3 separate regions of the Homo sapiens genome follow, and regions 1 and 2 are each linked to region 3. Evidence: read pairs that join two places in POLR2A ChIA-PET (ENCODE). Cell type or tissue: HepG2. All regions are shown on one strand.

Evidence for each region. Peaks named below come from ENCODE experiments on the same cell type or tissue, not always from the same donor. Only the 100,000 strongest peaks of a DNase experiment are listed, where the experiment ranks them.
Region 1: POLR2A ChIA-PET joins it to region 3 with 5 read pairs; 1 of 35 experiments calls an interaction of 5 or more read pairs at or near these places.
Region 2: POLR2A ChIA-PET joins it to region 3 with 5 read pairs; 2 of 35 experiments call an interaction of 5 or more read pairs at or near these places.

The regions. Positions count from the first base shown.
Region 1 is chr16:10,650,975-10,655,974 of GRCh38, forward strand. The region is part of intron 5 of TEKT5 (tektin 5); the gene reads right to left. Among named protein-coding and RNA genes, the nearest start is that of TEKT5, 41 kb to the right of the region's middle. In HepG2, no CTCF peak of the experiment used is centred here; DNase peaks (open chromatin) are centred at 1,947 and 2,251.
Region 2 is chr16:9,109,813-9,114,812 of GRCh38, forward strand. The region is part of intron 3 of HAPSTR1 (HUWE1 associated protein modifying stress responses); the gene reads left to right. Among named protein-coding and RNA genes, the nearest start is that of HAPSTR1, 21 kb to the left of the region's middle. In HepG2, no CTCF peak of the experiment used is centred here; a DNase peak (open chromatin) is centred at 2,849; H3K4me3 peaks cover 485 bases.
Region 3 is chr16:8,738,737-8,743,736 of GRCh38, forward strand. All of the region lies in intron 2 of ABAT (4-aminobutyrate aminotransferase), which reads left to right. LOC107984840 (a long non-coding RNA gene) reads right to left here and starts at 3,394. Exons shown (of 4, transcript XR_007064977.1): 1 at 1,503-3,394; 2 at 1,068-1,182. In HepG2, no CTCF peak of the experiment used is centred here; a DNase peak (open chromatin) is centred at 2,275.

The sequences.
Region 1 (5,000 bases), 1.9 Mb after region 3:
GTTTGAGGAATGGGACTCCCAATGCCAGAGAGGCAGACGGCTGCATGGGCTGGCCAGGGGCAGGGGCTGGAGACAGAGCAGCCTGAAGCTTCATGCTGAGGAGGAAGCCCAGGGGACCGTCATCCTGAGCAGGAGGGACAGTTTAGTGACATGGTCTTTCTGCAGGGCAACCCAATGCAACAAGATCAAATCAGGGAGCTGCCGATTCACCTGGGATGCACCTCCCCAGGTATCCACATGCCTCATTCTCTCACCTCCTTCAGGCTAGGGCTAAAAAGCCAAGAAGGCCTTCCCTGACCATCCCAGTTTAAACTGCAGCCCTAACCAGCCAGCACCCCCAATCGCCTGCTTCTCTGCTTCATTTTCTCTCTAGCCCTTATCCCTGGCATACTGTATGTTTTACTCATTAATTTTGTTGTTAATTCCCCTAACTCAAAAGCAAGCTTTTCCTTTGGGAGGGGTTTTGGTCTGTTTTGCTCCCTTCTGAATTCCCAGTGCCTACACAGGATCAATGTCTGGAGCATAGTAAATAATAATGATGATGATAATAATAATATGTAACACTTAGCATACTGCTATTGTGTGCCAGGCACTTTTCCAAGGGCTTTGCATATATTAGTCAATTAGTGGGTGCTCAGCAAACACTGGCTCCCTGGATGGATAAATATACACCATGGAGTGTGCGTTAAAGACAAGGGTACACAGCCGGGTGTGGTGGCTCTCACCTGTAATCCCAGCACTTTGGGAGGCCGAGGTGGGAGGATCACCTGAGATCAGGGGTTCGAGACCAGCCTGACAAACATGGCGAAACCCCGTCTCTACTAAAAATACAAAAAAATTAGCCAGGTGTGGTGGCAGGTGCCTGTAATCCAAGCTACTTGAGAGGCTGAGGCAGAAGAATCACTTGAACCCGGGAGGCAGAGGTTGCAGTGAGCCAAGATGGCACTACTGCACTCCAGCCTGGGCAACAGAGCAAGACTCCATCTCAAAAAAATAAAAAAGACAAGAGGATAAGCATTGGCACCAGACTATCTAAATCCCAGCTCGAGCACATCCAAGCTGGGGGGCCTTGGGCCAATGTCCTATCCTCTCTGAGCCGTTCCACTACAGCAGGGATCATAATCATTCCTAGTCCATGGGCTGGAGGTGAGGTTTAGTGAGACAATCCAGCAATGCGATTAGCACAGGGTCTGGGAGACAGAACTCTCGAAAACCTTAGCAAGTATGGAACCCCTTCACTGCCTCGGCACACAGAGCTGGCAGACGCAGACACCCTTCTGGTCACAGAGCAAAGGTGGCATGCCCAGCTCTTCCCACAGTTCATGCTTTTCTCCCACACACTCTGAAAAATGCCAAAGGAAAGTCCTGCCCTCCCACTCTCTCCAGGCCAGGTAGAACTATCCCTTATATACTCAGGCAAAAACACACACACACACCCTCCAGGCCAGGTACAGCAATCCCTTATATACACAGGCAAACACACACACACACACACACACACACACACACACACACACACACCCTCCAGGCCAGGTAGAGCGATCCCTTATATACACAGGCAGACATACACACACACACACACACACCCCCTCCAGGCCAGGTAGAATGATCCCTTATATACACAGGCAGACACACACACACACACACACACACACACACACACACACCCTCCAGGCCAAGTAGAGCGATCCCTTATATACACAGGCAGACACACACACACACACACACACACACACACACACACACACACCCTCCAGGCCAGGTAGAGTGATCCCTTATATACACAGGCAAACACACACACACACACACACACACACACACCCTCCAGGCCAGGTAGAACGATCCCTTATATACACAGGCAGACACACACACACACACACACACACACACACACACCCTCCAGGTCAGGTAGAGCGATCCCTTATATACACAGGCAGAGACACACACACACACCCTCCCTCTCCAGGTCAGGTAGAACAATCTCTTATATACACAGGCAGAGACGCACACATGCACAGAGCTGGCATCTCTCTGCCCATCCCCCAAGCTCTGAGGGGCTTCCCCAGAGTCCCCACTGCAGGTCCCCTCCCCAGGGATGTTAACCTTCCTGTTCCCATGAAGTTGGAGGAATCTGGGGAAAAGAGGCTTCTGGGGCACAGCCTGGCATATCCTAGTGGCTGGGCAAGGCTGCTGGGGATTGGCTCAGGGGGTCACCCCATGGGAGGAGTCCTGGCATCCTGGGTCTGGCAGCCAGCCCTGCCTTCCCCGCCCAGCCCTGCCTGGGAGCTGGAACTCTGGTGGGAAGAGGGTGGTGGCGTAGACGGCTCACCTCACTCCCTTTCCCGCCCAAACTCTGTGCTTTGCATACAGTAGGCTGCCTGCCAGTGGAGATGAGGCAAGACTGGGGAGCAGGAGTCCTAAGCCTCCCATGTGCTGTACACCTGGGGACAGGTTACTTCACCTTCCTGAGCCTCTCTACAGTTGCACAGATGTAGGTTCAATTCCACTTCCTGCTGTGTGACCTTGCATGGATCACAACCTCTCTGTGCCTCATGCAATATGCATTCAACATCGATTGAGCCCTTTCTAGCTGCCAGACACTGTGTAGGACACTTGTTCTTTTGTCTGTAAAAACAGGCTTAATAATAACTTGCCCGGCCAGGTGTGGTGGCCTACGCTTGTAATCCAAACACTTTGGGAGGCCAAGGTGGGGAGATCACCTGAGGTTAGGAGTTCGAGACCAGCCTGGCCAACATGGTGAAACCCCGTCTCTACTAAAAACACAAAAATTAGCCAGGTATGGTGGCAGGAGCCTGTAATCTCAGCTATTTGGGAGGCTGAGGCAGGAGAGTCACTTGAACCTGGGAGGCAAAATTTGCAGTGAGCCGAGACCGAGCCATTGCACTCCAGCCTGGGCAATAAGAGTGAAACTCTGTCTCAAAACAAAAACAAAAACAAAAACAAAAGAAAAACACTTGCCCACAAGGTTACTGGGGGAACTAAGTAAAATTGTGTGTGTGTGAACGTGTGTGTGTGTGTGCATGTGTGTGTGTGTGCACATGTGTGTGTGTGGTGGCTGTTCTATCATTTTTTTGAGAGAGGTTCTCACACTGTTGTCCAGGATGAACTGCAGCGGCACTATTATGGCTCACTGCAGCCTCAACATCCCAGGCTCAAGGGATCCTCCCACTTCAGACTCCCGAGTTGCTGGAACTACAGGCACATGCTACCACATCCAGCTAATTTTTGTGTTTTTCACAGAGATGAGGTTTTCCCGCGTTGGCCAGGCTGATCTCAAACTCCTGGGCTCAAGCAATCCATCCACCTCAGCCTCCCAAAGTGCTGGGATTACAGATGTGAGCCACTGCACCCAGCCAGTGGTTAATTTTATATGTCAATTTGACTGGCTTGACTGGGTTAATTGTATATGTTAACTTAAAGGGACAGCCAGATAGCTGGTAAACCATTATTTTGAGGTGTGTCTGTGAAGGTGTTTCTGGAAGAAACTAACGTTTGAATTGATGAACTCTGCGGTCATGTCCAACGTAGGCAGGCATCACCCAACCCACTGAGGGTCCGAACAGAACAAAAAGGCAGAGGAAGGGTGAATTCGCTCTCTCTGCTTTAGCTGGGACATCCATCTTCTCCTACCCTTGGACATCAGAGTTGCTGGTTCAGACTCAGACGGAAGCTTACAGCCTCAGCCCCTGACTCTTAGACCTTAGGACTGGAACTCAATTACACCACCAGGTTTCCTGGGTCTCCAGCATGCAGACCACAGGTTGTGGGACTTCTCAGCCTCCATAACCTCACAAGCCAATTCCTACAACAAATCTCCTCTCAGATACATTTCTATATATCGTATTGCTTCTGTTTCTCTGGAGACCCTTAAAACAGTGTGTAAATTGCTTATTCCAGTGTCTGCCACCATGCCATGGACTGTCCTGTCTCCCCCCCCTCCCCTCCCCCACCCCCCCCCCCCAGTCTGTGACGAGATTTTTCACTTGGGATCATTGATTTTTTTGTTTTTTAATGTAAGACAATAGGAAATTCAGATTTGCTTGAAAGAATTTGTCTTTGCAGGCAACTTAAATTCTGTAAGGCAGGAAGAGAGACTTATTGCTGGAGAAAAAACTGCCTTTCCTAAAAAAACAATTGAGGACTACATTTATCCTTCAAGAACTGTTGTCTCTTTTACATACACACACATGCTGAACGGGTAACTCAAAAGCCCAATTACATAAACAATGTTGCCTTTACAAACAGCCTCCAACCATATTTACACGTTCTTATCGCTCCCAGTCTAAACGGAGGGAGTGTAGTCCATTAGGAAAAGTAGGACTTCAGAACCCACCGGAACTCCTGGTTCCAATCCCAGTTCCACTACTTACCCCCTATTCAACCTTGTAAAAATTACCTGATCTGTCTAAACCTCAGTATTTTTTTAAAATTATGAAATAATATTTTTAAGGCCTGCCATATAGGATTATTGTGAGGGTTATGTAAGATTATGTATGTTTATATGTTTGTGGCATTGTGGCTAGTTGACACATAGAAAGGGCAATATTAATACCCACTTCCTCTTAACCTGTGGAACACTATAAAAGACTACATTTTCCAGGCTCCCTTGTAGCTCCAGGCCATGTGACTAATTCTAGCCAGTGGAAAGGAATCAAAATGTTGTTTGGGACTCTTGGGAAGTCTCTTTTAAAAGGGGGTGGTTGTACCCTTCTCTTTCTCAGGTATCTTCCTGCTAGCTCAAACTTAAGATGTGATGGTGGAGCTCCAGCAGCCTCCTTGGACCATGAGGTCTAAGTGTGAAAAATAAATGCTTGGATGGTGAAGCAGAAAAATAGCAGCCTGGGCATCTGATGATACCATGAAGCCATCTTGCAACCCAAGATTTATTTTATGTGAGAGGAAAGTAGACTTCTAACTTACTTAAACTGGTGTTATTTGGGGTCTTCTATTACATGTGGCTGAACCTAATCCCAAATGAG
Region 2 (5,000 bases), 370 kb after region 3:
TTGTGAGTTACAAGACAGCAGCAGCTCCTTAGTGTTGATTGCCGAGGCCTTTTTGGTTTGAAAACTCTGCTTCCTTTGTGAATTTGGTGTTAGGAGTTCTTATTGTTATTCTGCAGCCTTTACTATTGTCCTTTATTTACTGAACACAGTGAATACCAAGCACTGTTTATTAGAGGTTAGGAGTAGGGGCAGGTGATTAAAAAAACAAAAAAGCTAATAATCTCCTCAAGCAATTTCTGGCCTAATAGAATTATAGTAGACAGTGAAGTATCTAAACCCAGGGAATCAGATTGAGGCACCATGTCCATCGCCTTGAGAATTAATAGGCTGCATTTCTGGGTTCTCCTTTTTTTTTTTTTTTTTGCCCAACTGAGTCTTTCTGTGGACTTACATGGAACTTCTTATTCTCTTAAATCATTAAGTTACTTGACAATATTCTTGGATTTGGAGAAACTGGATGTAGGGCCGTATGAAAAAATCATTCGAAATCAGATTTAGGGGTATAAGGTTGGATAGGAATGTTTTAGAAAGAAGAATGTAAGGCAGATAACTAATTTGTCACATCCAAAGTATAAAACTGCTACTTTTTCCCTAGAAAAGGGAAGCTCATTTTAGGCAGCCTAAACCAGTAAGATTTTCTTCCTCCTCCAAGTGCAGATTTTTGTACCTTTCGTTTGTCAAAACATTCTTTGGCCCTATGCATGCCAGAGTGATATAGAAAGGAAGTTACCACATTTTTTTGAGAACAAATCACTCCTGATAAAATTTCTTAGACAATTGATAATCATTTTAAGAAGAAATTTAATTGTATTTAGCTCTGTGTCTCGCCCCTTTGGTGTCACTCTTCTACCTCTTCCATCACTATAGCTAAATATTTAGAAGTATATCTTGACACCTAGCACAAATGTTTTGGTTAAGTATCTTAAAACTGATGGATGGTATGGCTGGGGCAGCATGGCTCACGCCTGTAATCCCAGCACTTTGGGAGGCCAAGGCGGGTGAATCACCTGAGGTCAGGAGTTTGAGACCGGCCTGACCAACTTGGAGAAACCCCGTCTCTACTAAAAATACAAAAATTAGTCAGGGGTGGTGGCGCATGCCTGTAATCCTGTCTACTCAGGAGGCTGAGGCAGGAGAATTGCCTGAACCCGGGAGGCAGAGGTTGCAGTGAGCTGAGATCGTGCCATTGCACTCCAGCCTGGGCAACAAGAGCAAAACTCAGTCTCAAAAAACAAAACAAAAACCTGTTGGTATAGTACGAAAGAAACGTCTTGCAGTTTTCTGTTGCAGAGAATTAATTAGAACCAACCTGTTGGATTATACACATTCACCTTTCAGAATCCTTTCTTCTCTGTGGAAACCCACACTCTCAGCAGTGTGTGGGAACACAGTAGATTCTTAAGGAATGCTTGTTGAATGTTGCAGTCTGCATCTTCTTGAAGTAACAGAACTGTTGGTAGCTGTTTAAAAGTAAAATGTGTCTAAAGACCTTTTGGAAATTAAGATGTAAGAGATTAATGCACCAAAGCAGTCTCTTAATTACTTAAAATGAATTATTTCAAAGAATCTTTAATTGAATTTTCTGTGAAGTCTGGAATTTGTAAATTATGTCCCTTTGTTCAAACCAGCCCCTGAAAAGAACAATTAAGGCAATTAAGATAGCATTAAAGTTTTCAATGAAGTTGGCATTTTCTGTGTATTAAGATTAGATGTTAGCTGCTGAAGTTTGTGGAGGTCGGACATAAAGCTTCCAACATCAGTAATGCAAAATTGTCTTGAACCTGCGATAAAATTTTGTTGGACTTTTTTTTCATTGCAGTGAAAAGGGCCATGTAGCATGCCTCAAAGCCAGGTTACTCAGCCTAGTCCTTGTTTAAGCAGTTTTGATATTCATTCAAGTTCAATTTTCTCACTGATTTTATGATTAATTTCTTGGAAAATTTGAAAGTTTTCAAGAAGTAAAAAATTAATATCTTGTTATCCCAGTATATAGAGATTAACTTCAGTTCAATGTTTGGTGCATTTTCTTCTAGTCTTTTTTTCAATGTATAAATATTAAAGTTATTTCATAGTTGAGATCATACTGCATATATGATTACTGTATCTTGCTTTTTTCATTTTAACGTCGTGAGCAATTTTCCCATGACATTACAAACTGTCTTTGAAAAATGGAAAACATTTGGGGCTGTCAGCATAACTGAAAATGTTTTCTTGGTGTGACACATGTATCTTTGTAATTGGTTTGATTTAGTGTGCTTTATTTCAATAAAAATTCAGTATTATAATTTACAGATTGGGGTGGGGAGTGGTATCTACTTCAAATTACTGAAATCTTCCTAGTAGAATTCCTTTTTAAATGTTTGAACTCCCCTGGTACATCTTAAACACGACATTGACACTGCAAGTGCTTGGATGTCCTGGCACCTCAGAACACAACTTTGTGCAAAAGGAGTGCTGTGCATCTGAATAGTGCAATTCATTTCCAATGCAAGAATGCCAGTTTCTTAGGGCCCCCGGTCAGGATATTACCCACTTGGTTTAAGTTGTGATTTCAAATCCCATTTTCTATGGGAGATACACTGGTGGAACAAATCTGCAGAGGGCCCTGCACCTGCGCTGGTGGATCAACGGTGTCTTCTCACCTCCAGGGCTAGCTGCCTTGCCTTCCCTCGTGGGGCTTAAGTGGCTGGGAAGCAGATAGACAGTGTAGATGAAGTCCTGGGCCACTGGCTGCTGGACTGAGGCAGTGAGATGACTGGGCTGGCATTTGTTCTTTCTCTGCCTGTGTGTGACCTCTAACTATGTGCCTGGAAACTGAATTACATGTAATTAATGCTGCAAACAGGATTTTCTTATTGCCTAAGCATGAACTTGGTATGAAAATAATAGTTAATAATTTACTATGTAACTTGGATTCTTATAACCTGGACTGTAAGTTTGTTTTAGCTCCAGTGGGAGTTTCCTTTTCAAAGTATGATGAAACCATCCTCATCTTTTCTACCCCTGGACTAATCATTTAAAATGGATACAGACACTTTAAAACTGCTGAGTTTATCTTGTGTTAAGCAATTAAGACTTCTCTGTCTAATCATGCTACTTGTTCTGCTTTTGTCAATTGATACTCTCATAGCCCTTTTGAAAAAGTATGTTTTTGTAGAAATTAAGTTGTATGCCCTCAGGACGTACAACTTGGTTTTTTTTTTTTGTTTTTTTTGTTTTTTTTTGTTTTTTTTTTAGTTCTGAAGCATGTTTAGATTTTTCTGTACTTGTATAGGTCTGATTGTTTATGTGGCTTAGCTAAGGTTTCCTAAAGCATCTTCTAGTAGCTGTCATTGGTTTGTAAAATAAAATTTGGGCTGTCAAAATGCACATTTTTTGGTTGTTAATCTTAATTATTTTTGACCCTTGTGAAAAGTCTTTTTGGGGAAGATTAGGTAGGCAGACTTTGAAAATATTTTCACTGCTATGAGAGTCAGTCATAGATCATATTGCACATTAAAGTTATCAAGATAAACACCCAGGTCATACACCCAGTAGAAAAAGATGATTTCCCAGAAGCTGTTAGAATTTTCAGATTGACCAAATTGATGTTTAACACATCTTCTTTTTCATGGAGAATGGCAGCTGAAACAATAAGGAACATTTGCTTGAAATCCCTAGTCCACTTCTGATACAGTGTTTTGAGCCTTCCATATTTGTTGTTAGGTATTAAACGTGCTGCCATGAGACTCCTATGTTAACAAGGGCATTAGGGTGGGGTTTGTTGAATTCTTTTTATAATTTGAAATGATAAAGGGGATCTTGATTTTAATTATTGAAGTAGCCCAGTTTATTGCTGAACGTGCCCATATTTTGCCATAATAATTACCTTTTGGATTATGAAACAAGTACGAAAGGTTATCTTTGAAGAACATGGGCACCTTGTAATATGTTACAGGCTGAGACACTAGGATGAAAGAAGGCACATCTCTCCCCTCAAGTTTAGTCTTGCGGTAGAACTTTAAAAAAAAGCCAACAATGGGGATAATTGAGTTTTAAACTTGATGGCAATGATTTAAGTGAAGAGAACACCTGGGTTTATTTTCTGGTGTTGGAGAGGTGAATAAACATCAACAGTTGAACCTTTGATTTCAGTGGATTTCAACATGAGGGGGTAGGACTTTGAAGTATTATTCTTTTTCAGAATTCGTAAGTGCCAGGCACTGTGCTTAGGTCATTAGATGGAGATGAAAAGATATTTTCTATAGGAAGAGACGGTTGATTGTACCATGCTGTAGAAAGATAGCTCAAGATTTTTTTTTGGTTTATTTTGTTTTTTAAAAGTAAGCTTGTGCCGGTTGGGGAAGAGGAAGTGAAGTTCCTTTTTGATGGTGTTGAGTTTGAGATGTCCAGTAGGCAGTTAGAAATCTGGGAGGGCCGTTGAGCTCATTAGTCTAGTTTTGGGAAACGTGTGTGGGTAAGGTAGGGGTTGAGGATATCACCCAGGGTGACACCAGCCTTTCAGGGGCAGAAGGGAACCCCACCAAGGCGACTGAGGAGTGAGCGGAGAGTTTCAATTTCAAGGAGGGGGAAAGAGGAGCCAGCAGGAAACTAAAATGGAGAGGTAGGAGAACCAGGGAAGGAGCCTCATAAGGGAGGTGCTGGGGAACAGGTGGGCTCACTCAGGGAGTGAATGTTGGGAGAGACAGACATTTGCAAATGTTGGAAGAGACAGATAGTTGCAGGCCTCACTATTTCAGAGAGCTGCAAATTGCATGATGTTGGTAGTCGGGATACGGTCTAAGGGTGAAGTGAAGAGAGCAGGAAGGGAAGAGAGAGAAACTGTTCAAAGAGATGAGGCCTAAGAGGCAGGCTGGCCCTAGGACCAACCTGAAGCCACCTTTTTGCTAAAATACTCTAGGCTTGGAAGAGGATCAGAATAACTGAATAGGAATATAGATTACACTTGGGTGGGAGTGCCAGCTCTTGTTTACTACCTGTTGACCTTGGATGAATTAACT
Region 3 (5,000 bases):
CGGATTCAAGTGATCCTCCTGCCTCAGCCTCCCAAGTAGCTGGGATTACAGGCACCTGCCACCATGCCCGGCTAATTTTTATATTTTTTGTAGAGACAGGGTTTTACCATGTTGGCCAGGCTAGTCTCCAACTCCTGACCTCAAGTGATCCACCCATCTTGGCCTCCCAAAGTGTTAGGATTACTGGCATGAGCCACTGCACCTGGCCAAGGTTTTGCTTTATTTATTTATTTATAAGAGAAGCATATTAATGTTTACCCATAATTATGCTAAACTAAATCAGAAAGATGTAGGTATGGAGGGTTCCAAGTCAGAAAGAGAGTCTGGCACAGATGATCCATTCATTCCATAACTAAGGCTGTTGGGCACCTACTGCATGCCAAGTGCTGTGCTGGGTATTAAGGATGTGGCAGTGAAGAAAGACATGTGGCTCTTGTGGAGCTCTAGCCTGGTGGCGCATGTGGCACCATCTTTAAAGGTCATTCTCCAGGACATCTGAGCTTTCCTAAGGAGACACCATGGGAAGAGCACTAGGTCAAGATTCATGTGATTGGATTGCTACCTTCACCACACATTAACCAAGTGAGCCTAACCGATATACCTTATCCAAGCCTCGGTTTTCTCATCAGGAAAACGGGTCTAATAATCATATCCTTCCTATTTCACAAATTTCTTGCATTAGAAGAAATGGTTCATATGGGCCAGGCACAGTGGCCCACACCTGTAATACCAACACTTTGGGAGGCTGAGGCGGGTGGATCACCTGAGGTCAGGAGTTCAGGACCAGCCTGGCCAACATGATGAAACCCCGTCTCTACTAAAAATACAAAAATTAGCTGCGCATGGTGGTGTGCACCTGTAATCCCAGCTACTTGGGAGGCTGAGGCAGGAGAATGGGTTAGAACCCAGGAGGCGGAGGTTATGGTTCATGTGAAAGCACTTTATTTGTATTTACAGTAAGGTGGGAAGTGTCCTAACTCCCATTTTACAAGCATGGAAATACAGGCACAATGCAAAAAACAAAAAAACAGAAAAAATAGAAATGGCTAAATCACAGAGTTTCTTACCTTTACCTCTTCTGCATTTTCTTGGCTGGAGCTGAATCTTTTTTGGCACATTTATGATTTAGAAAACCATATGGTGAGATTTTGTCTTCTCTTTTGACTTATTGATTTGGGATATCTAGTAAGCCAGAATATGGTTTTTTAAGAATACTAAAACACAGTGTTGGCAAAGATACAGGAATACGTGTACTCTCGTACACTGCTATTAGGCAAGTAGCAACCAGGGGAAGGATTAAAAAATGATAGGAATTACAGCTTACTTTTAACCCATTTAGCCCTCACCTCCACTCCTTAAGGTAAAGGAAACTTCAAGTCAGGGAAATTAAGTTGCCAGAGCCACAGAGCTGATGAGCGGCTGAGCCAGGCTTTTGAGCTAAGCCCAGTTGGCTCCAGGACCCGAGCCACTGTATTGATTATCTGCCGCCACGTAACACATACCTCCAGATTTAGCAGATTGGGATCCTATGTTTATTATCTCACAGTTTCTGCGGGTTGGGACTCCAGGGGTGACTTAGCCAGATCCTCTGGCTCAAGGTCTGTCATGAGGGTGTAATGGAGCTGTCAGCTGGGGCTGTGGTCTCATATGATGGCTCAACTTGGCGGTTGGACGATCTACTGGCAGTCCCACTTACGGGGTTGTGGCTGGATTCAGTTCCTTGGATGCTGTCAGCCAGAAGCCACTCTCAGTTCCTTGATACGTGGACCTCTTCACAGAGCCGCTTACAATGTGGCAACTGCTCCCTCAAAGCAAGAGAGGGTGCCAAAAATGGAAGCCTCAGCCTGCAGCCATACCCACAGCATTTTCCTGCTTCTCCATGGTGTCTCCACCAGGTCCCTGTGAGGCCATTAAAGTGACGATAGTTAACGATCTGACATGGTGTTCCCAATGGCATCATTTTATGCCTCCCCAAAATTAATAATCTTATGTTGGTAAATAGAATACAGAGAGTGGGAGACCACATCAAAATTGTTATTGCTGGGTAGAAAATTAAATGTGTTTTCTTTTTTCCATGTTGCTTATTGGTATCTTCCTCAATAAACATTTTATCACAAAATAAGTGGGGTGGACAGTTGCAGGAGCAGATAAAAAAAATTTTTTAACAGAAAAGCAGAGCAAACAACTCCAGTTGGACTTGACCTTCGTTCTGGCCAGGCTCATGTACAGAGCTTTGGCTGTTTGGGAACACGACATTCGTTTATCACTCTCGGTCTAAAGATCAAGAGAACATTAACAATGTTTGCTAGCTACTGTGTAGTTTGGAGCTAAAAATAGACTCTGGCTTGGCATGGCCATTGAGGGCTGTGAGCCCCAGAGGGCCAGGCTGGATGGACCATTCACATATTGTGTCTGGTCTTGTGTGTCAATAACATACTCTTGCCTTCTGGATGTGTTATTTTATTCAAGAATGAAAATGCTTGATCATTCAGTATTAATTCAAACCGGTTTTTTGCATCTTTGTGATCATGATCAAAATTTGCCTTTAGGAGAAGTGTGTTGTTTTGCTGCAAATGTTTCATTCAAAGGCTAGCACTCGATGAAATCAAAGATAGCCTCAGTTCCATTCATAGCTTCTAGGAAACAGGTCAGATGGGCAAATTTCCTGCTAACCACTTGCTAGCTGTGTGATCTTGGGCAAATTAATTAACCTCTCTGAGCCTCAGCGTCTTCTTCTGTAATGTAAGAATAATAACATTTACCTCATAGGAGTTTGTGAGAATTAAATGAGATAAGCCATGTAAATTGCTCCAGATGATTCCTGGTTGTTACCCTAAGTGCTCAGTACACACTTGAATCTGCTTCTGTGTCTTCATAGATGAGATCCAAGAGAAGGTTTACTTGTCCCTTCAATTTTTGTTCTGTTCTCTTGTGGTGTATTGTTATATGTCATCATTAAGAGAATATTCATTGTAATAGTATTTGGTTATTTTCCTTTTTTAAAAATGCCAACATTGAGATATAGAAGGAAAAGCAGAAGTATTGGGATTGCAAGAACCTGGGTTCCAATGCTGACTCTTCAACTCACTAGCTGTGTGACATCGGGAAAGTCACTTAACATCTCTGATCCTCAACTGTAAACTGTGAACAACAATACTATCTATATGGTTGTATTTAATTGTGGATTACTTAAAATAGATGGAAGTTTGCCTAAATAGGGCCAGCCTAGCATTTTAGTAAAGACTGAATATGTGTTAATTTCCCCATTCCCCCCCTTTCTGATAGCGCAGTTGCAAACAAACTTATGGAAAACATGATAGGAGCTGATACAGTTCTCGGAACAGACCCATCTGCCTTGGACCTGTCCTCAGCATTCCTGGCTTGTGCCCCATAGCGCCCAGTTAGCCAGTTCTCACCCTTTCTTCACCACCTCTCCCAGCTCCTGTTTCCCCATGGCCTTGACATGCTCATTATCGCAGTTCCACTTGATCCCACGCTCTCCAGTCATTTCTCTCTGGATCCATTCAGCCGCAGCTCCCCCTGTGTACTGCTCCCATTCCCAGTATTTCCACACTCCGGTTCCCAAGAAATCTGATTGCTACAATGCAATGTCAAGACACTTTCTGGAGAAAAGAAAGGAGGACGCGTGTGTCCTCATTTAAGAACAGCTTGCTAATTTCTGATTTTTCATTTTCCCCCTTTGCTGGAAACAAAGCAAGATCTGCACTGGTGAAGAGCTATTTTTATCAAAATATGCGTCCCTGAAGATCTAGTTGGAATCAATGCTGTCCAGTTATCCTGAGTTCTGGCAAAGGAAAAGATAAATAGTTTAGTGTAAAAAACTAGGGCCGGGTACGGTGGCTTATGCCTGTAATCCCAGCACTTTGGGGGGCCAAGGCGGGTGGATTGCCTGAGCTCAGGAGTTCCAGACCATCCTGGGAAACATGGCAAAACCCCTTCTCTGCCAAAAATGCAAAAAATTAGCCGGGCATGGTGACGCATGCCTGTGATCCCAGCTACTCAGGGGGCTAAGGTGAGAGGATTGCTTGAAACCGGGATGCAGAGGTTGCAATGAGCTGAGATCGCACCACTGCATTCCGGCTTGGGCGACAGAGTGAGACCCTGTCTCAAAAAAAAAAAAAAAAAAAAAGTAGCCGGGCGCAGTGTTGTGTGCCTGTAGTCCTAGCTACGTGGGAGGCTGAGGCAGGAGGATCACTTGAGCCCAGGAGTTCAACGCCAGGCTGGGCAACATAGCGAGACCTCATTTCTTTAAAAAAAAAAAAAAAAAAAAGTCATCGATATGTTCTAGGACCTTTAGCTCTCTTCTAATGGAATACTTTTAGGAATTCCCTTTTTCAGATCAAAGAGAAGAAAATAAAAGCTGTTTTTCTTCATCCTTATATAAGTATAGTGCTGTATTTTAACGGTACTTTATGTTCAAAAGACAGCATGATGTTACATAATTAATTCAGAAACCTTCTTTGATAACCAAAGCAATTATGGAAAATTAAGAGTGATTTTAAATATGTTTCAAAATCTCATAGCTTTGTATAGTTCGACAAGCTATCTGCATGTGTGTCTCTGTGTGTGTGTGTGTGTGTGTGTGTGTGTGTGTGTCACGGGAGATCTTGGCACATTTCTTAACTTCTCTGAGCTTTAGAGTCCCCTCTTGTGTAATGGAAACAGTTATATATATATATATATATATACACACATTTTATAATATATTATATAATATATATTTTAGTTATAATGTATTATATAATATATATTTTAGTTATAGTATATAATATGTATTTTAGTTATAATATATTATGTAATATATACTTTAGTTTTAATATATAATATATTTTAGTTGTAATATATAATATATATTTTAGTTATATGATATATATTTTAGTTATAATATATAATATATATTTTAGTTATAATATGTTATATATTTTAGTTATAATATATATTTTAGTTATATATGTAGTTATATAATATATATTTTTGTT